Linked DNA regions of Homo sapiens: region 1 is linked to region 2. Evidence: chromatin loops called from intact Hi-C (ENCODE). Cell type or tissue: IMR-90. All regions are shown on one strand. Each heading gives the region's core, and the rest is flanking DNA. Links, peaks and the distances in the headings are about the cores only. Region 1 overlaps SMYD3 (SET and MYND domain containing 3). Region 2 overlaps KIF26B (kinesin family member 26B).

What was found. A loop is a pair of places that touch in the nucleus more often than their neighbours do. Peaks named below come from ENCODE experiments on the same cell type or tissue, not always from the same donor. Only the 100,000 strongest peaks of a DNase experiment are listed, where the experiment ranks them.
Region 1: it touches region 2 in a loop (3-fold over the local background); 2 of 110 quality-filtered maps call a loop at or near these places.

The regions. Positions count from the first base shown.
Region 1 is chr1:245,796,182-245,807,144 of GRCh38, reverse strand. All of the region lies in intron 10 of SMYD3 (SET and MYND domain containing 3), which reads left to right. Among named protein-coding and RNA genes, the nearest start is that of SMYD3-AS1, 310 kb to the left of the region's middle. In IMR-90, for the core only: a CTCF peak has its summit at 9,369 (motif pointing right); DNase peaks (open chromatin) are centred at 5,764 and 6,054; H3K27ac peaks cover 1,619 bases.
Region 2 is chr1:245,595,497-245,606,459 of GRCh38, reverse strand. It overlaps KIF26B (kinesin family member 26B), which reads right to left. Exons shown (of 15, transcript NM_018012.4): 6 at 3,677-3,883. Among named protein-coding and RNA genes, the nearest start is that of KIF26B-AS1, 370 kb to the right of the region's middle. RefSeq lists an enhancer at 1-417. In IMR-90, for the core only: no CTCF peak of the experiment used is centred there; a DNase peak (open chromatin) is centred at 6,869; H3K27ac peaks cover 2,338 bases.

The sequences.
Region 1 (10,963 bases), core at 1,635-9,634, 200 kb before region 2:
GCCATTTTCCAGCAAGCCTCCCAGTTGCACCATGCAGCCTGTGGGTGCTGCGTGGGAGGAGGAGTGAGCAGCAGCAGCCTGACCACACCCCACTCTTGACTGGTCCCAGAAGACACCTTCAGCCCTGTCCTCAATCCTGACTCATTTCTCTGTTCATTTCTAACTGTTAGGAAGATATGTCTTACCATTTTTCTCCCTCTTTTTTTTTTTTTTTTTTTTTTTTTTTTTGAGACGGAGTCTCGCTCTGTCGCCCAGGCCGGATTGCGGACTGCAGTGGCGCGATCTCGGCTCACTGCAAGCTCCGCCTCCCGGGTTCACGCCATTCTCCTGCCTCAGCCTCCCGAGTAGCTGGGACTACAGGCGCCCGCCACCGCGCCCGGCTAATTTTTTGTATTTTTAGTAGAGACGGGGTTTCACCTTGTTAGCCAGGATGGTCTCCATCTCCTGACCTCATGATCCACCCGCCTCGGCCTCCCAAAGTGCTGGGATTACAGGCGTGAGCCACCGCGCCCGGCCTTCTCCCTCTTTTAACCCACTTTGAAAGTTCATCTTTAGAAATAACACGTATCCCAAGTTGGCAAGGTGTCAGTTTAGGGCCAAGTTCCTGCAATATAGCATAGCAAGGAAGGGTTCAGGTATCGGAGGCAGGTAGGTTTCTGCGGCAACTCCATTGCTTTGAGATATTTTATTGTAGACATGGAATTTAACTTCCCTGAGCCTCAGTTTTCCCATTTCTAAAATGGATTTATTTACAGTACCTACCTCACAGCGTTGTGATAAGGATTAAGTAAGACAAATCCTAGCAATATGGATGGCAAAAAATAAGCATTCAACAAATATAAGCTGTTACTGTTTTTATTATTGATCATGAAATAGAACATCAGCATTTCTCTTTTTTACTTCTGGTATATTTTAATTCTGCATCCCCACTTTGGAGTAATTTTATAATATTTCCTAACAGACTGGAATTCTTTCTCTTCTTTCTCTTTCTTTTATCCTCTTTATGAGTAGCAAAAAAAGTTGAACAACTGGAAAGACCCCGTCTTCTTCATAACTGTCTTCCCAGCAGCTAACATATTCTCTGACACATAGTAGGCACTCAACTTGTAATAGATGGCCACAGGGTTGAAAGGAATGTCCAGAATTGATCAGATGATGGGGTAGGAAAGAAGAGAATCATTCTGGTTTCTTTATCCTTCTATCTCAAGTCATATGCTGCATATACTGAAGCAGTAGAAGGAACTTGGGAATATAAATTATATTAAAGCTGCAGATTCTTCAAATAATGTGCCCAAGCCTGGATTCTGAAGGCTTATTTGTCAGGTAAGACAGCAGATACTGAATCTCATATTAGCTCACAGGATAATGGCACAATGCATCATCAGTCTGAATGGGGACAGTACACAATTTTCTTTTGATTGCCTGGAGCCACAGACGGGGTGAGCACTGAATATTGATTTTTCAAAGGATGACTAATAGATGGTAAAAAAGCAAAATAGTTTTTGGTTTCAACCTATCCCTTTCCTGTGCCACAAATTTTGGCAGTAAATTAAAATAAACTTTTATTTCCCCAAAACAGGTAAAAGAGCAGAATTTATGCAGGAAGACTTAAGACACAAATGAACAGATGGCTGTGACTTTACAAATTGCACATCAGCAAATGTTTAACCAGCTCAGAAAATAGACAAAACTGATTAGAAACATTGAGTACTGTTCTGCTACTCTTATGGTTAGGATAATCTGACAATATTCTAGTAACTTTCATCTAATAACAATTTGATAATTTTAATCCAGTCTTAGGTCTTGGCTTGTGCAATTTTTCACAGTATACCTGACATCCAGCTTCTTGCTTCTGATGAGGACATAATAAACTTGCCCCTCTCTTATATTATCAACATTTGATTATGAAATAGCCTGATTCTTCCCTTCTCTGCATTAGTAACGTACTGGTTAAATCTACACATGTGGTAAACTTTTTTTTTTTTTTTCATTCTCACTTACCAGGAAATTCTATTTTCTTTTACCCAGGCTCTTACAATTTATCTGTGCAGGGTTTTAACTGCTTGGGCCTTGAACGCATGTACTTGTGAATCAGACTAGAAGCCAAAGCTTTTTTGAAGTTTTGATATGAAATGGGTCTTGCTTGTTGTGATTCAGTTCAACATTTTGAGATGGGTTGGTCCAGCATCATAAGCTTTTGTGTATGTGGTGGGTATCTTTGTGCTGCCACAACAAAATACCACAGACTGGGTAATTTATAAACAACAGAAAGTTACTCAGCACAGTTGGAGAGGCTGAGACACCAAGATCCAGGCACTGGCAGGTTCAGCGCCTGGTGAGGGCTGCTCGCTCCAACTTCAAGATGGTTCCTTGTTGCTGTGGCCTCCAGAGGGGATGAACTCTGTGTCCTCACGTGGCAGAATGCAAAAGGGCAAAAAAGGGGCCTAAGTTAGTTCCCTCTAGCTCTTTTATAAGGTACTAATTCATTTATAAGAGCAGAGCCCTCATGGCTTAATCAGTTCCCAAAGGCCCCACTCTTACTACCACTACAGTGGGAATTAAGTTTTTTTGTTTTTGTTTTTGTTTTGAGACGGAGTCTCGCTTTGTCACCCAGGCTGGAGTGCAGTGGTGCAATCTCAGCTCAATGCAAGCTCCGCCTCCCAGGTCCATGCCATTCTCCTGCCTCAGCCTCCCGAGTAGCTGGGACTACAGGCGCCCGTATTTTTAGTAGAGATGGGGTTTCACCACATTAGCCAGGATGGTCTGGATCTCCTGACTTCGTGATCCGCCTGCCTTGGCCTCCCAAAGTGCCACTGCGCCCGGCCGGGAATTAAGTTTTAACACATTAATTTGGGAGAACATCCAGACCACGGCAGTGAGTGCTATTGTGTGTGTATGCATGAGTATGTGCTTTAATAAGAAAGATACTGACTCAGCTGGGCGCGGTGCCTCACGCCTGTAATCCCAACACTTTGGGAGGCCGAGATGGGCAGATCACAAGGACAGGAGTTCAAGACCAGCCTGGCCAATATGTTGAAACCCTGTCTCTACTAAAAATACAAAAATTACCCGAGTGTGGTGGTGGGCGCCTGTGGTCCCAGCTGCTTGGAAGTCTGAGGCAGGAGAATCCTTGAACCCGGGAGGCGGAGGTTGCAGTGAGCCGAGATTGTGCCACTCCACTCCAGCCTGGGCGACAGAGAGAGACTCTGTCTCAAAAAAAAAAAAAAAAAATACTGACTTACGTAACTGGAAAGTCCAGGGATATCTGGCCTCAAGCCTGGTTGGATCCAGGGCTCAAAGGATCCAATAGGACATTGTTTCTCTGCATCTCTCTGTTCCCTCTTCTGTTGGCTTCAAAATCAGGCACATCAAATTTTAGAAATTTTCTTAAGCTGATAGGTTTGTGTGTTTGTCATTTTCCTTCCAGCTTTTGTTAACTCTAGAAATAATGATTTTCCTTTCCTTAAGAATTCCCACCTAATTCTAGTAGTTCCAGAAGGCATTTCTATAATGTCGTTTTGTTACATAATAACTTTTTAGCCTCCACGTGGCTGGGGTTTGCATTTGAGTTGTCGTCCATCTTCTTCCCACCATCATTGCACTCAGAGAAAAACCTGTAGAATACCACTTTCCCCAGCCACTGGGGGGCTTTGTGTGTATTTAACCATATGAAACTGTTGACAGTCACCATTGTTGACCTGTGAAATTGGCCAGTTCATACGTGAAATTGGCCAGTTCATATGGTTCAACCTAAAACACCAGGTTTGTAGTGGTAATTGTTTCTCAGCAACAGCAGTTGTGTCTAGAAAGCTTTGCATAAATTAATGTTTTTATTTTGCTGTTGGTTTGCTCCTAGCACCTCTCCTGTGCCCCAGTGTGACGAATAAACAGCTGGAGGCAAATGACAGAGTGCTTGCACATACGGCAAGCCATTCATAACTGAATCCCAGGTGCAAGATGACCATCTTTCATGTCACAGTCAGAGGTTTCGGCACGCCATTCCGGAATTTCACCATTAAATTAGGTCCTGTGAATCAGATAATGAAGAAAGAGAAGAAGTATTTTTAGAAGCTGTAGAGCTTCTCTGCCAGCCCTGTGAGTCTTGAACATTCATGCTTTTTAACTCATTTCTGGCAGTTTTGAGAGGCAAGTGGTGTCCACAGATTCATAAAGGCCAATGTTGCCTGTGTGCCAAGGCAGTTGGCAGCTGATAGAATTTCAGAACTAGAGAAGACTTTAAAGGTGATCTGATGGCAGCCCCTCAACAAGTCTCAATGACTTAAGAGATTTGCCCAAGATAAGAGCTTAAGACGAGGCCCAAGGTTTCCAGTCTGGTTCTGTCTTCCGATTATTCCATTATCTTGAAGAGCAATGCTGGCCTGGCAGATTCATTCCTCACTCTCTTCATAGCTTGACTTTTGTTGTTTTAAAAGAAATCACAGAATTTTAGGCCACCAACAGGCACCATGAGGGAACATTGGAAACTGGAGCCACCTTATTATCCAGAAAGCTCTGGAGCCCAAAGCCAGGCCCTAGGCTATAGCCTGAAGCCACTAACCAGGGGTAGCTGAAGCATGGTTGATTCCATCTCTAGTACTGCAATACTCCTGCTTTGGGGAGGTATGCAATGCAAAATGTATCTTTTTAAAAAACCAATCATTTTTCAAGAGATTAAGTTGAATAAAATGAAATTAGTTGTGACCTTGATATCAAGTAGCTATTTTCATAATTTGTAGTAAAGGAAAAAGAGAGTTGTCTTATGACTTGGGGAGAGGGGGAGGTCAGCGTTTGGCTCTCTGGCCCTAGGACTAGTGTAGTTGAGGTGAAGACTTCAATGGCTTCACAGCAGTTGTCTCCTGCTGAGCTTGTGGCCACTGAGAACTTCTAGAACTCCATGCCAGGAACACTACCAAGTCAAATCTCCCCATTCTGTGGGTATTCAGTAATTTTGTTGCTTAAATGCAGGTTTACTATGAGAGCAACTCAAATTATTTTAAATAAGTAATTATAAAATAGAACTCAGTGGAATACATTGGTGACAATGTTGTTTACGCATTCCTAACGTCAGTCCACCAGGAATCTCTGCCCTAAGGTTGTAAAACATGCAACCTTCCTTTAATCAGTAGGACTGATTGATTATATATAACAAGTCTTAAGAGTCTACAAATGGCGTTATTATATTTTGGAAGAACACGATTTGGTGACATTACTCAAAGGTTTTTTTTTTTGGTGTTTTGGTGTTTTTTTAAACAACTTACTTGTTTTATTCATGTGTCGTTGTTTTTGTAGATCCTTCCACAGAGTTTTGTTTTGTTTTGTTTTTTTAAAGCTACATGCTGGGTTTCCCTTTTTTATTGATACAATTATTAGCTTTAGCCCATTTTTCCAACTTGAGTTTTTGTGATTTTTTTTTTTTTTTTAACAAATCCTGATTCTGCTATTCTTTGTGTAAAAGAAGATAACTAACTTTACTGGTTCACTTTATATACCTTGGCTCATTAATTCTTTACAATAACCCTACAAAATCGAAATCATTGTCACACTTTATAGATGAAGAAATGGAGAGTCTGCTGGATTAACTACCATGGCCAAGATTATAAGAGCTCTTATCCCTTCCTCTGAGCTTCGTAGCAGCTGCAGGTTTGATAAACATGTCTTAAATATCTTCATCTAAATCATGGACTTAGACTTGAATGCCTGAAGTCTGAGATATTTATGACAAGAAGTAAGTTTAGTTACCGTGGCTAGAAATGATGGCCTGATTCCATGCCCTCCAGGCCAGAGGGATGCACTCATCAGCGTCTTGTGGGAACAGTTTGCAACCACTTAACAATCCACCTTGTCAAATCCGATACTCTGTTTATTGACACTATTATTGTTTTTGAAAACACTTTTGCATATAAAAGCATCAAACACATTTTTAAAAGTTTAGCTATTTTAAACATTTGTAATTGGCTCTAGTATAATACGTAGCACACCCAGACAAAAATAAACTTCTTTAGGATTGAATTCTCTTAAGTGGGGCTGTTTATTTGGCTTGTCCACCAGAAACTTGACTTTAAAAGTCAAATAAGACGTAGTCAGTTCTGGCCCCCCTGCATAATAGTATCTAGAGGGCTGTTTCAACCCAGGATTTTATGTAATGAACAAAGAATTTGCAGAGAATTACTACACCCCACATTCTGTAATGAAAACTGTATAAAATTCATTCTACACAATTATGTCCAACTAACCATGAGTATGCCCTGCTATTAGTTTCTGTTTCTTTGTCATCAGGAAGGTGGTATTACTCTTTAGCCACACTGGCCAAGAAAAGAGTCATTGTCAGCCAGCCCGAATCCTTCCCCAAGTTCCTGGGGCCCTGTGACAGATGTCTCTCATTCTCCCATGGATGGTGTTGGGATGTCCACTACTTGCTTTAGGAAAAAAAACTTAGTCTTTTCTTATGCATTTGTACAAAACAGTCTTTAAGAACAAAGTTTTCATCATTTGTTATCCACAGATGTCATTTTTCCCAACCAGCTTGATCTAGAGAAGTTAATGGCTTATTTACGTAGGGACATCTGCATGACAGGGCTGTGTTCTGTTTTCTGCTTGAGCTCTCTTGGTCTGTATCCTTAATACCATTTGTTCATTAATGTCACAAATATTTAAATATGTATTGAGTACCTCCTATGTGCCAAGCACTATTAGATATAGCATTATTTAAAAAAAAAACCCAGCATATATAACCCTATCACTAGACAGTTTACACTCTAGCATGAGAGACAATGACATCATTACCAAAATATAGTGTATAGTTATGAACTGCATGAAGAGCTAGGAAGGAAAGATACACTGTTAGAAGAGCTTCCGATGGAAGGACCTGCTTTTAGGTAGAAACAGGAGGTGATGGGAAGGGAGCCCAGTTGTGAGAGTAAAGTGAACTACCGGAGGGGCTGGCCAGCCTCAGAGAAGAGCTCTCCCTGACCCGGTAGCAGGAGGGAAAATACCACACTCAAGAACCTGCACAACAGCTAGGGTGGTGACAGGCATGGGGAGATGAAGGAAGCGGGACAGGACAAGTGGCCCAGAATGAGGCTGATGAAGTGGGCACATACCTTAGGCCCACGGCTGCACAGCGGTTTTTGCAGGGTGTTTGTTATTAAGTGCAGATGCCACCTTGGAGTGGCTTCAAAGTGATGCCAACTGTTTGCACATTGGTGTGAATTCCAGTGCTGCAGCATGAGGTGGGCAGATGGACAGGTGGACAGGTGTGCCTAGGTCGGGAGATCCTGCAGGAAGCTTCTCTGCCTTACTGGTTCATTGGTGTGAATTCCAGCGCTGCAGCATGAGGTGGGCAGATGGACAGGTGGACAGGTGTGCCGAGGTCGGGAGATCCTGCAGGAAGCTTCTCTGCCTCACTGATTCATTAGCAGATACCACAGAGAAGTTAATCCAGGGCAGACAGATGCCTCCTCTACCAGCGTCAGCAGCCAAAATACAAAGAGAACAATGTGCTGTACCCAGTTTACTCACATGACTAACATTCGTTACACTTTATAATAAAACATAAAAATGTTTGTTTGCATAAACTCACACATTGCCTAGCTTGCTTCAGAGTAACTAAATTTACTTCTTGTCATGATATCTCAGACTTCACGCATTCGAGTCCATTTAGTGTTCATTTAATTGGAAAGGAGAAGAGAGGGACTATAACAGCACTTGCTGGTGATTGTGGTGGATTGGCTGTTTTCAGACCCTTTAGAGAACCCAGTTTTTGGGGTCCTACACAGTTGAGAGCAGGGCTGAGTGTAGGAATCAGAATTGAGAGAACTGAGTGCATCAGACATGGTGGGACATGGCAGACCTTCCTGCTGAGCTGCTGCAACCCCTCCCCTCGGCCCCTCTCTCTCTGTGATGTTGCTCTTGTTGCTGTGCTCCTTGCACAGCTGTGTAGGAGGACCAGGGAAGGCTGGATGCCCAGCCCTCTCCCTTCAACCTCTCTGTACCTAATAGGAATAAGGAGCTGTCACCTATAGCTCTGATTCCTCTCTGGGAGCATTTATCATCTCTCAGAGGAGTAGGCAGGTTCTCTGCTATGGAGAGGGCTAGAGCTTGTTCTGTGAAGAGTATCGAGGGTGCAGACAGGAGTGAAAAGAGAAGAGTGCCTGTTGGATGGATATTTGCTGTGTGAAAAAGTAACAAGGACATCATCAGGCTGCAGTGAGTCCAGTTGGAAGCAGGGCCTGCCGGGAACACTAAGGCATGGTCTGAGGGGCCTGAGCAAGGCTGGGCTGAGGGGTTGATGGTGTTCTAGGGGGAAAAGAATGAGAGAAAGTGGGAGGAAGAAGAAAATAGGTAGTGAAGGCCAGAAGGGTGATCTGAAGAGATTCAAACAACATAAGAGAGGAATTAAGCTTTGAGTGGTCATCTAATAAGGGAGCAACAGGAGGCACAGGAAAAGCCAGCAGTGGTAGCGGAGGGGTAGCTGCCCCGCTCCTGTTCAGCCTCGTCCAGTACAAGCCCAGCCTGAGAAAACACATCTGGGCATCACAAAGAATGGAGCCCAAGGCTCTTGAAATTTCCCTCTTTCTTCCTGGTTCTGGGGTGGGCAGATTAAGAAGCTGGGTGGCTCTTAAGCATGGGGAAGGCTCAAGGTGTGTGTGTGTGTGTGTGTGGTGTGTTGTGTATGTGTGTGTATGTGTGTGCATATTTTTATGTGTGTGTATGTGTGTGGGGGTGTGTATGTGTGTGTATGTGTGTGTGTGTGTGCGCGTGTGTGTGTTGACAGGTCAAGATCCTTCCCTCAGAAGGCTTCTCAGTCTGCCCTTCCCCATGGGCCGGGGCCGCTCTGGCTCCCACTGGAAATTGCTTCCTCTTTTGAGGGTAGGGAAGGGGCTCAGGGACTGCAGACCAGCTCGACACAGGCACTACTGGGTGATGGCGCAGGCCAGGCTAAGGAGCTGGGTAGGAGTGAGCTCGCCTGCAGCAGCTCAGTGCAGAATCCTCTGTGCTTTCCTGGAATATGAAATAGCCAGTAATAGCCAAGAGTTGCATATTTTAAAAAAAAAAATAAGAATGTTTCTACTTTCTAGACAGTGATTCATTTACATTGGGACACACTGGACGTTGATGCCGAATGAGCAAATGAACAAGGCTTTATCTGGTTTCTGTACCTCAACCCAAAATTCTCACGTACTGAGCATCCTCAAACCCATATTGTGAAAAGCTTTGTAGCTTTTGAAAATAAAATTCCCTAGAACACATAAGAAGCAGACCACAAGCAATGAGCCTCGCTGGTGTCTTGATCCACCTTTTTTTTTTTTTTTTTTTTGGAACCCGGAAGCAATTGAGAGGACATGTCTTGGCATAGCTTTGAAAACCGGCCAGTAGGGGGCGTCTGCAGTGGACCTGAAATCTCCTTAGAGTTGGCCGTTTCTTTTTCTTTTCTTTTCTTTTCTTTATATCTATCTATCTATCTATATATAATTATACTTTAAGTTCTAGGGTACATGTGCACAACGTGCAGGTTTGTTACATATGTATACATGTGCCATGTTGGTGTGCTGCACCCATTAACTTGTCATTTACATTAGGTATATCTCCTAATGCTATCCTACCCCCTCCCCCCACCCCACCACAGGCCCCAGTGTGTGATGTTCCCCTTCCTGTGTCCAAGCGTTCTCATTGTTCAGTTCCCACCTATCAGTGAGAACATGTGGTGTTTGGTTTTTTGTCCTTGTGATAGTTTGTTGAGAATGATGGTTTCCAGCTTCATCCATGTCCCTACAAAGGACATGAAATATCCTTTTTTGTGGCTGCATAGTATTCCATGGTGTATATATGCCACATTTTCTTAATCCAGTCTATCATTGTTGGACATTTGGGTTGGTTCCAAGTCTTTGCTATTGTGAGTACTGCTGCAATAAACATACGTGTGCATGTGTCTTTATAGCAGCATGATTGATATTCCTTTGGGTATGGACCTGAAGTAAAGCCCTGTTCAAAGGAAAACATTCACCAAATCCCCTCATATTCTGTATCTCACAATTTGGTACTTGAATAGAAAGTGCCTTGTAGTAACTATTCTTGAAAACTTTGTATTTACACTACCAAAGAAGCAATTTCCTCTATAGCCTGATTCTTGAGTACACTAACCGGTACAGATATGTCTCCTCCTGTCCTTCCAAATTCATTATTTCATAGGTGTTTTGCACCTTAAGTCATGGCCTTTCGTTTTTGACAGACTAATTGGAATTGTGATGCTTTCTGCAGAGCCAGTGGGAGAAAGAGAAAAAAATGCTGAGCCTTCCCAGCTTCAACAGGTGGTTGCAGTATGTTTGGAGCTAATAGAATGGAGCAGTGATCTAGCTGTCCTAAAAGAGCTAACTGCAGATGCGGAGACTATGGCTGTGGAGTGGAGTCTTGATGACACTCTGCTCTCCTCCACACTCACATGAGAATATGCAAGAGTTTTGTGCGTATCAAATTTCATTGATCTGGCCTCACTGATTTTGAATTTATGGTACTGTAGAGAGAGAGCTGATACTCACATTTCCAGTGTCTGTAGATGGAAAAAAATTGTTTCCTGTGAAAATCATAAATATGTAGGAAATTATAGGGGAAATGCTAGCCCATTCATGCTGCCTTTACAGCATGCTATCCCCGCTAAAAAGATAGTTGATCATAGACAGTTCTTTACTGTTCATTAAAGTAGGTCCTGGCAGGGTCTCTATTTGGCAGTGTCCTGTAAACCATTACTCTGTGCTGTTGTACAGGGTTACAAGAAATCAGTCTCCATTTTATTAAAAAAAAAATCTAGAATTCCAAATCTCCATTAATTTGGATGTTTCATCATCCCAATTCGTCCCAATAAGGTTTTATTATATTTTATTTTTGATAAAATATTGAAACAAGAGACTATTTGATTATTGGACATAATACCTTAAGTTCCAGGTAATTTCATCATCTGAGTCCTGAA
Region 2 (10,963 bases), core at 1,915-9,914:
GCTGTGCCCTGTTGCTTTCATTTCTGTCTCGGGGCCGGAGTCAGGGCTCGTGGGAGCTCCGGGAGGCAGTGCTAACATGGGGCTTTGCAGCCCTCGGGGCAGCGTGCCTCCCGGTGGGCACCTGGGCCGTGAATGTTGTTATTCAGCAGCACAGTGAACCCAAGTATTTGGAAATCAGTTTTCTCTCCTAAACTAAAATTGAAAAACCACACTTCCAACAGCTGTCACTTGTTCCAGGGTGGTCCCCAGCAACTCTGCGGGGGGCGGGGGGCTCCTCCTGGGCCAGAGGGGGTGGCAGGACAGGGCTGCTGTAGGGCACACAGGATCTTTCAAACCCCCCAGGACTTAGGCAAGGAGAGCCCAGTGCTAACCCTGAGACAGAAGCAGTAGCGTCTTGATGGAATTTGCCAGAGGCGTGTCTGCAGAGCAGGCAGAAGGCTGCCCAATGGACTAAGCCTTCTTTGGACATAAAGTGGGATGGGAGGCAGGAGGCTGAGAAATCACCTTGAGCTATACATAAAATAAGCTGTATTTGATTCTTGAGCCACCTGGGAGAATGTTGGCTGTGTGTGGACCACACTGAGTCACCCGTGCAGAGGCCGGGGGCGAGAGGAGACCTGCTGTGCAGAGTTGGGGCGGCATCCCCTGGCACAGTTCCCACCCGGCTCTCCACTGAGAAGAGCGTGGTCAGCGGGCTGTCCATCTGGTGTGTGTTAAGAGCTGGCAGGGGCCCCGGAGGCCCCTTGCTGCTTCCCCTGGGACCTGGAGAGGCATGCAGCCTTCTCGAGCACAGCCCCCATGGGAAGGGCCAGGTCTGCAGGAAGGCTCTGCCTGCCCACAAGTCCAGGTTCTCCAGCAGGGGTGTGTCCCAGCAGAGACGTGTCCCAACAGGGGCAGCCAGCGACTGCCGAAGCCACTGAAGGGTCATATGGCTCTCAAAGGCAACCATGAAACAGGACTGTTCTAATCACTGTTTAGCTTCAGGAAGCTGATTTCCTTAGAAACGAAGAGAAAGCACAATTTCTAACTGCCCGGGTCACCACAGTGGCTGCGGCTTCACAGGCTGAAAATGAGGACTGGAGAGCACAGGCCCACTCCGCACACTCCCTCCTTTCAGGCTTGGGGGCTCCAGGGGTGCCCACCCTGTGGGGCTGAGTTTGCCCTGGCCAGCAGCATGCTGCTAATATTGGCAGTGATAACGGTAAAAATAGCCGCATTTGTTGAGCACTTGCTGTGTTCCTGGCTCTGCTGTGAGCACTTCCTGTGTGTCAACTCGAGGAATCACACGGCCTGATGAGGAACATTGTGGTCATGTCCTCACCTGACAGATGAGGAAGGACACTGAGGTCCAGAGAGGTTGAGTGACTCGCCTGAGGCCACACTGCTAGGAAATATTGGATAAAATGGCAGGAGGTCAAAGATACACCACCATACCGAGCAGGATACAGAGAGGTTAACGGGGGGAATCCAGGAAGGACGTCTGCTCGGGAAAGGGACTTTGAACAAGTGACTTCATCTTTGAGTCTCGGTTTCCTTGTGTGTCACATGAGAACATCAGTGCCTCTCTTCCTACCCCACTGAATTCTAGGAAGAGTCAAATGTGTTAATGTCTACGAAATGTCTTGAAAACTGCAAATTTATACAGACATGTAATTTATTATAACATTGGAAATGTGAATGAAAGTAAGGCATTCTGAAATGAGCGAAACTCCAGTATTGAGCATACTGAGCTCTGCAGCCGAGTGTGAAATGTAAACAAAGACTAGCAATTAAAATGGACCCTTTTTCTGGAATAAATCTAAAACGCATTCATAGTCCATGCTTGATTTAGGGTTTGCTTTGGAATTCTTACAACTTGTGGAGATTTGCTTCTGAAAAGTTTTAACTGTGTTAATGAAATTATTTGTAGGCCATTTGTTAGACCAAACGTCAGGTTTAAATTACTGAGCCCATTGGGTGATATGCCACACAAAAAATGTAATAAGGAGAGAAACCATAGAACTTATTCATAAAGTACTTTGTCTTCTTGGGTAAAACTCTTTGGGGAAACCGCATGCTCAACTTCTTAATGAATGGAGCCTGTAACATGTGCTGTGTGCCCACGGTGTAATATAGGAGCCCGTGAGAACATCGCCACCTCCTCTACTCAGATGCAGCCTGGAGGAAATTCACAGAGGCTGCAAATGGTAACTATTCGCACTGTTGTCGTCAGGTTCTGCTATAGATTATTAGTTATTATCCTATACACTGTTTAATGTAAATCTTGATAAGCACTAGAAACTTACCAGAAAGATGCAAACTCCAGGCAAAGTAGGCTATATTCTATAACCTGGGTTATTCATTTCTGCAATCAGTTCTACACGTCTGTCCCTGCTCCCTCCCCTGAAGGAACAGGTGCTGTTTCGTGCCACTTAGAGGCCCATCTTCACCAAAGCTCCAGGGTGAATCCAAAGGAGAACAGATATCTACTAGCAGCTTTAGTTGCAGCATCTGGTGAGGTCTGCAGTTCATTGGCTGCCCATGGCTCAGTAATCTTGGTACCCTGGGCCCCCAAGTAGCCTCCCAATTATGCTCATAGTAGATTAATAAAAATGGCCCCAATTCTCCACCCCAGCCTGGGTGCAACTCCCTTGCAATGTGACTTGGAGCTCGTCCAATCATTAGAAGCAATCTCTTCTCCATCTCATGAAGCTGGGCCAGTAGAATCCAGCAGAAGTGATATTGGGTCAATTCTGAGCTTAGGCCTCCAGAGACCTGCATGCATGGGTCCTGGAAACTGCCTTGAGAACTAGCCCAAGCTAGCCTGCTGGATGACGACCGACAATGTGGAAGAGAGACCAGCTGACCTGGTCAAGGCTATTCTACACCAGTGTAAGGCCAGCCAACCCCCAAAGACATGTGCCTATGGTGTGATATAGGATGATCTTATTTCGCCTGGCTGATATCCAGCCAAGATCCACAGAGCTGCCTGCCCAACCCACAGCTGATCACAGACATAAAAATGAGCTGAGCTAGGACCAGAAGAGCTGCTCAGCTGACCGATGAGCAATGATAAATGCTTACTGTATTAAGCACTGAATTTTAGGGTGATTTGTAAGGCAGCAATTCAGCGAATACAACACCTGTCCCTGAGCCTCTCTTCTTCCCCTTCACTCCACTGAGCCAGGCCACAGGATGCATGTCAGCCTCGGTTTCCCTGCCTTGCACTCTGGTTCCTTACTAGGGCTACAGGCTTGCCCTCAACCCCAGTGTGCTTATACAGGGCCTAGGAGATGGCCTAATTCTAATCAGCTCCCTGAAACACTTTTTTTTTTCCCTTCGTACAATGCCCAGGCAGGAGTAGGGTCCTACTAGATCTGTCACCAGCACCTTGACGCATTGTCCTTGTCCCTTTCTGTTATCTTCCTGCTTCTGTGTGTGATCCACTGACTGGCTCACACTTCCTTCTCCCCAAGGACAGATTTTATTGAAATCTGTGCACACTGATCCTGCCCAAGGTCTGACACCAGTAATTCAAAAGCACTGGACCATTCGGTGGAGCTCAGATTGACTCCTGAAGGAACTGGTCCATCAGAATGCTCCAGAAGACACCCTCCCAGCTCAAGGGCCCTTGTGAATGAGTAAACGTTGCCCTTTCATCAACGTTGCCTGAGCCTGAGAGGGGGCTGATACCCACCTGAGAAGCGTCTTGTGGAAAAACTGCATCGAAGGCAAACATCTTTGGAGGAACCTGGTTGCCTCTCTTTTGGAAGGCATTTTGACCTCCACAAGTCAGGGGATCGTACAAGGTGATCTGCTTCTTCCGTGGGTCCACCTTTAAGAAAGAGCTGGATTCTGAAGTATCTCGAGCCAAGGTGGAACAGATGCGAAGCATGACTTTCACCTGTTAAGAAAAGATGGGCGACAGCATGGATGAAGACAGCTGGGTGTTTTACGATGGAGCACCCTTGTATACTCTGCGATATACATGCACATGGCAGCACTGAACTTTCTCAGGATAAATTATGATGAAATGCACAGTGAATTAGCAACATCATCCTTGGTGGGTCACGGGAAAACTGATTTATTTATAATTACCAGGTAGAATATTTTGATATGCCCATTACTTCAATATGGAGCTGGCACATCATGTTCTTTGTCTTCCTATTAATATAAATTGAATATTAACTGCGCCCTCGTGGCCCAATTACACAGATGAAAAGGTAGTCTGGACTGCCAAACTATAGGGGCTGGTGCAGTTTCCTTGAAGCTCACAGATCAATAAACCATGCACATAAAAGTTAGCTCCGTAATTTACTCCTTGGCTCAGCTCATCAGGACTCTGGGAGACAAAAATCCACAGTTATTAGTGTCATCATTAAAGAACCGTGAAATGGCCTGCTTTTAATGGCCAGCATTCGAAATGTGTTCCAAGGGGCAACAGTGATAAAAGACTGGTCTGCGACGTGTTATTTGGGATCCCATTAAGCGAGTGCAGAGAAGTTGTCGTTTCAGAGAATGGAAGTGCATCTCTGGAGGGAGCAGGAGGCGCTGCCCTTTAGCCCACTTTCTGCGTGATTGAACACTGAGCACCTCTGGTACCCACCACCAACCCAGCCCCGTCCTGCAGGCGAGCGAGGTGCTTATGGAAATGCACAGTCAGCCTTGGGGTTCTAAGGTGAACAGAAATCAGGCTGAGGCCTCACACGGGTCTGGAAGCTACAGTCCTGGGAAAAGGGACAGCATTTGCTCTAACTGGCTCTTTGTTACTGTGTTGTGAGTTCAGTCCAACAAATGATGGGCACTTTTTTTGAGCACCTACTATGTGCTGGGCACTGTGCTAGGCATGGGGGATGCAAAGATATGTAATGCATAGAGTAGCAGGATAGACACAGATACAGGTAATTTTAGTAATATGTGGCAACTTCGGAAGGTATGCACAAGGATTATTTCTAAATTCCTCTCTGTGTCTTGTTCTCTTTGTCTCATCAGTTGTCAGGTTTGGTGAAATCTCTGTCATGCAATTTTGAGGAGGAGGGGTGGTTGTAATTTTTAAATAAAATATTTTCAACATATAGAAATGCTCAGAGAATCATAATGTTGTTCAAGACGGAGATCCTCCTGCCAATCTCGACTCTCTCTGCTGAGCGATGAGGACTAATCTGCAGTGAGCAAAGCTGAAGGTAAAGAATCCCAAGGGCACTGGGTCCGCAGGTGTCCTGCACCGTGTCCCCGCTGTGCTTGCCTTCTAACTTAAGAACAGTTCTCCGTGGAGATCCGGAAGCCAGTGTCCCAGTAGAAGGAGCCCGAGTGTGGGACGCACTCTACCTCTGAGGGTTTAGATCTTGCTTCTCACACTGAGGTCATAGAAAGATCCCTGCCATTTTCTCTCATATGCCAGGACTATGCTGTTATCTACACGATCTCATTTAATCCTCCCAATGCTCCAGGGTGTAGGTATGCCTGTCCAGATTTTACAGATGAGAAAACTGTGTTATATAACTTGCCCCACATCACTGAACCTGTGGGTGGAAGACTGGACTTGGATCCCACCTCCAATGCCTACACTTTTTCCATCATGCCAGCTGCTGCCTCCCACAAACAGTCACACTTCTCAGAGCCCCCATTTCCTCACCTGTACAGTAGGAATAACAATGCCCGTCATATGGGCGGCTGTGCAAACTCAGTGAATGGGCATGTAAAGTGCTGAACATGGCCCAGGCTTGTCTTGAACTCCCACCTCTGCCTCCCAAAGCACTGGGTTTACAGGCATGGGTGCCACGCCCAGCCTCAAGCCTTACCATTAACGCTGTGATTGGAAAATGATAAGATATCATGATCCAGGAGGAGGCAAGTCAAGAGAGGAGGGAGGAAGAGATCTAGGAATTGAATGCCCAGCATGTGGGCAGAGGTGGGAGTTCAAGACAAGCCTGGGCAACATGGTGAGAGCCCATCTCTACAAAAAGTTAATTAAAAAAAAATAGCCAGGTGTGATGGTGCACACCTACAGGTGCCAGCTACTTGGGAGGTTGAGGTAGCAGGGTCACTTGAGCTCAGGAGTTCAAGGTTACAGTGAGCTATGATCATGCCACTGCACTCCAGCCTGGGTGACAGAGCGAGACCTTGTCTCTCAAAAACAAAACGGCCAGGCGTGGTGGCTCACGCCTGTAATCCCAGCACTTTGGGAGGCCGAGGCGGGCGGATCACAAGGTCAGGAGATAGAGACCATCCTGGCTAACACGGTGAAACCCCGTCTCTACTAAAAATACAAAAAATTAGCCGGGCATGGTGGCGGGCGCCTGTAGTCCCAGCTACTCGGGAGGCTGAGGCAGAAGAATGGCGTGAACCCGGGAAGCGGAGGTTGTGGTGAGCCAAGATCACGCCATTACACTCCAGCCTGGGCAACAAGAGTGAAACTCTGTATCAAAACAAAACAAAACATGATAAGGTTTTAGAACTCCTTGCCCTGGACTCTGGATAGCGTGAATCACAAGCAGGATACTGTGGGGGATTCCCGACAGACAGAGCTAGTTATGAAGCACTGGGCCCAACAAGGCTCCTATTAGTAAAACACAGTCAAATCCCACACAGCCGCTACATACAGGACAGTAACCAGTAGGTATATCTGCATTCCATTCTGGCAATTTTCTTATTCACTGTGACTTTCTAAGGTCTGATTTCAGTTCCACTCATTCCTACAGATCTGCCCCAGTTACACAGCATGTGTGCTAAGAGCATGCATTCAAGTCGCAACTTTGGGAAGGTCCCTGGGACCTTCAGGCTTTCTGTAAGCAAATCTCCTAGCCCAGCCTCTGAGCATTGCAAGTCAAGGATGATGCAACGCCAGGCAGAGCTGATGGAGCCCACAGCCCACTGCTTTTCTATTTCACAATTTTGCATGCAATTTCTGGGTAACCAGAGGTGCTGAATGTAAAATATGAGCTCAGCCAGGCGAGGGCTGACAAGGAGAAGCGGGAAAGAAGGGGCTGAATGAGTGAGTCATTGGTCCAGAAGGAATGCTCCTGCATCTTAACGAAATCCCGAGCCTGCGGCTCATTTTCTGCAGAGAGGCTGAAGATCCCAGTCGCTGGTCTGGCCAAAGAGATACACACAGTTCTTTAAAAACCCACTGAGCTCCGAGCTGGGGGAAAGGCCACACTCCATTCTTTTCTTTGCAATGCGTCTAAATAAATGGACTTTTTTTTCCCTTAAAGGAAGGAAATTAAGTTTTTCTGCTTCACCTCCTTTGTATCATTATTCCTTTAGTCCGGCACTCCACTTCCTGCTTAATCTGCTATAATTAAAGTGCTTAGGAGATACCACTTGTGATCAAGAAAGTCCCTCGGACTTGTTGCCAGGAGTTCTTGCTTTTGTCACTAACACCCTTAGGTTCTTGGCAACATCTCCTCCAGCCCCGCCTCTCCCTGCTGCTCTCCAGAGAGGGTCCAGGCAGCTGTTAACAGGCACGGCCTTCTCCCCAGCTCTCGGGCTCAAAGGGACGGTCACTATTTCACTCCCAAGGGTAGACCTGCAGGGAATGGGATCCAGAAAGCTAAAGGAACAGCCTGAGTGGTGGCCAGGAAGGCCCCCTGACACCCTGATTCAAGCAAGAAGAGACTGGCATTTCCTGCACCCAAGTCCCCACTGGTCGGGACCTCGCTCTGCCCTGTTTGTTTATTCCACGGATGGATTGGGACAGCTGTTGCTCTGGACAGCAGTTGTCTTTATGTCCTGCTCATTAATCAGTTCAGCACCTTGTTCTGGACGGCATCATGGGGCTGAGGGAGAAAGGAACTGTGAGACACTCACCGAGAGAGGCAGAGCCTCGCTCCCAAACTGCACAGACACTCCATCGACATGGAGGTGATCGCTGCCACACAGCCTGACTGGAGGCTGAGGAGGAGCAGCCCCGTCATCTCTCACCGTGACCACTACACGTGATCACAGCAGACAGATATTCCTGTTTTTCCCTCGTCACGGAGCGTAGCCACATGGTGCACATGTAGGAGGCTCTTCATGGCCTGTTTCTCTACCCAGAAGCTGTCCAGCTAGAGGTTTTCTGCAGACTCAAGCGTTCAGGAGGGCTATGGGCAAATGTGACCACTGGAAGGATCCCTCAGCAGTAAGAAAAAGACTACAGATGATAAGAAGGTGGCAGGAGCAAGGGAGAACTCCATCAGCGCTTCTCATGCATGAGCTTTGTTTCAACTCACTTTGTGGATACCCACAATGAAGGCCCTCTACAGACACACAGGAACCCGAGTCTTGGCCACAATAAATGCCCAGTAAGAGTGTGTAGGTGATGATAAATAGTTTTTACCCCTACAAGGTTCTAGGCTACAGAGTTAATTCACCACTGGCCTCTTCTGATCCCTTATCATCTCTCTATCTGAACTAAAGGAGCATGCTCTAACCCAATACAAGGAAGCTAAGAACCTTGAAAAAAGGTTAGAGGAATTGCTAACTAGAATAGCCAGTTTAGAGAAGAACACAAATGACCTGATGGAGTTGAAAAACACAGCATGAGAACTTCATGAAGCACACACAGTATCAATAGCTGAATCGATCAAGCGGAAGAAAGGATAGCAGAGATTGAAGATCAACTTAGTGAAATAAAGCGTGAAGACAAGATTAGAGAAAAAAGAATGAAAAGGAATGAACAAAGCCTCCAAGAAATATGGAACTATGTGAAAAGACCAAACCTATGTTTGATTGGTGTACCTGAAAGTGATAGGGAGAATGGAACCAAGTTGGAAACCACTCTTCAGGATATTATCCAGGAGAATTTCCTCAAACTAGCAGGACAGGCCAACATTTAAATTCAGAATATATAGAGAACACCAAAAAGATACTCCTCGAGAAGAGCAACCCCAAGACACAAAATCGTCAGATTCACCAAGGTTGAAATGATGGAAAAATGTTATGGGCACTAGAGAGAAAGGTCAGGTTACCCACAAAGGGAAGCCCATCTTCCCTAGACTAACAGCAGATCTCTCTGCAGAAACCCTACAAGCCAGAAGAGGGTGGGGGCCAATAGTCAACACTCTTAAAGAATTTTCAACCCAGAATTTCATATCCAGCCAAACTAAGCTTCATAAGCAAAGGAGAAATAAAATCCCTTACAGACAGGCAAATGCTGAGAGATTTTGTCACCACCAGGCCTGCCTTACAAGAGCTCCTGAAGGAAGCACTAAACATGGAAAGGATCAACTGGTACCAGCCCACTGCACAAAGATACCAAATTGTAAAGACCATTCATGCTATGAAAAAACTGCATCGACTAATGGGAAAAATAACCAGCTAGCATCATAATGACAGGATCAAATTCACACATAACAATATTAACCTTAAATGTAAATGGGCTAAATGCCCCAATTAAAAGATATAGACTGGCAAATTGGATAAAGAGTCAAGACCCATCAGGGTGCTGTATTCAGGAGACCCATCTGAGTCACACATAGCCTCAAAATAAAGGGATGGAGGAAGATTTACCAAGCAAATGGAAAACAAACAAAAAAAGCAAGGGTTGCGGTCGTAGTGTCTGATAAAACAGACTTTAAACCAACAAAGATTAAAAAAAGACAATTAAGGCGTTACATAATGGTAAAGGGGTCAATGCAACAAGCAGAGCTAATGATCCTAAATATATATGCACCCAATACAGGAGCACCCAGATTCGCAAAGCAAATTCTCAGAGACCTACAAAGAGATTTAGACTCCCACACAATAATAGTGGGAGACTTTAACATCCCACTGTCAATATTAGAGCAACGAGACAGAAAATTAATAAGGATATTCAGGGCTTGAACTCAGCTCAGGACTGAGTGAACCTAAAAGACATCTACAGAACTCTCCAACCCAAATCAACAGAATATACATTCTTCTCAGCACCACATATTCTGAAATCGACCACATAATTGGAAGTAAATGCAAAAAAATGAAAATCATAACAAACAGTCTCTCAGACCACACTGCAATCAAATTAGAACTCAGGGTTAAGAAACTCACTCAAAACTGCACAACTACATGGAAACTGAACAACCTGCTTCTGAATGACTATTGGGTAAATAATGAAATGAAGGCAGAAATAAATAATTTCTTTGAAACCAATGAGCACAAAGACACAACATACCAGAATCTCTGGGACACATTTAAAGCAATGTTTAGAGGGAAATTTATAGCACTCAATGTCCACAGGAGAAAGCAGGAAAGATCTAAAATCGACACCCTAACATCACAATTAAAAGAACTAGAGAAGCAAGAGCAAACAGATTCAAAAGCTAGCAGAAGGCAAGAAATAACTAAGATCAGAGCAGAACTGAAGGAAATAGAGACACAAAAAATCCTTCAAAAAATCAATGAATCCAGGAGCTGGTTTTTTGAAAAGATTATCAAAATAGACCGCTAGCCAGACTAACAAAGAAGAAAAGAGAGAAGAATCAAATAGACACAATAAAAAATGATAAAGGGGATATCACCACTGATCCCACAGAAATACAAACTACCGTCAGAGAATACTATGAACACCTCTATGCAAATAAACTACAAAATCTAGAAGAAATGGATAAATTCCTGGACACATACACCCTCCCAAGCCTAAACCAAGAAGAAGTCGAATCCCTGAATAGATCAATATCTAGTTCTGAAATTGAGGCAGTAATTTCGCAGCCTACCAACCAAAAAAAGCCCAGGACCAGACAGATTCACAGCTGAATTCTACCAGAGGTACAAAGAAGAGCTGATACCATTCCTTCTGAAACTATTCCAAACTATAGAAAAAGAGGGACTCCTCCCTAACCCATTTTATGAGGCCAGAATCATCCTGATACCAAAACCTGGCAGAGACACAACAAAAAAAGAAAATTTCAGGCCAATATCCCTGATGAACATCGATGTGAAAATCCTCAATAAAATACTGGCAAACTGAATCCAGCAGCACATCAAAAAGCTTATCCACCACGATCAGGTCGGCTTCATCTTTGGG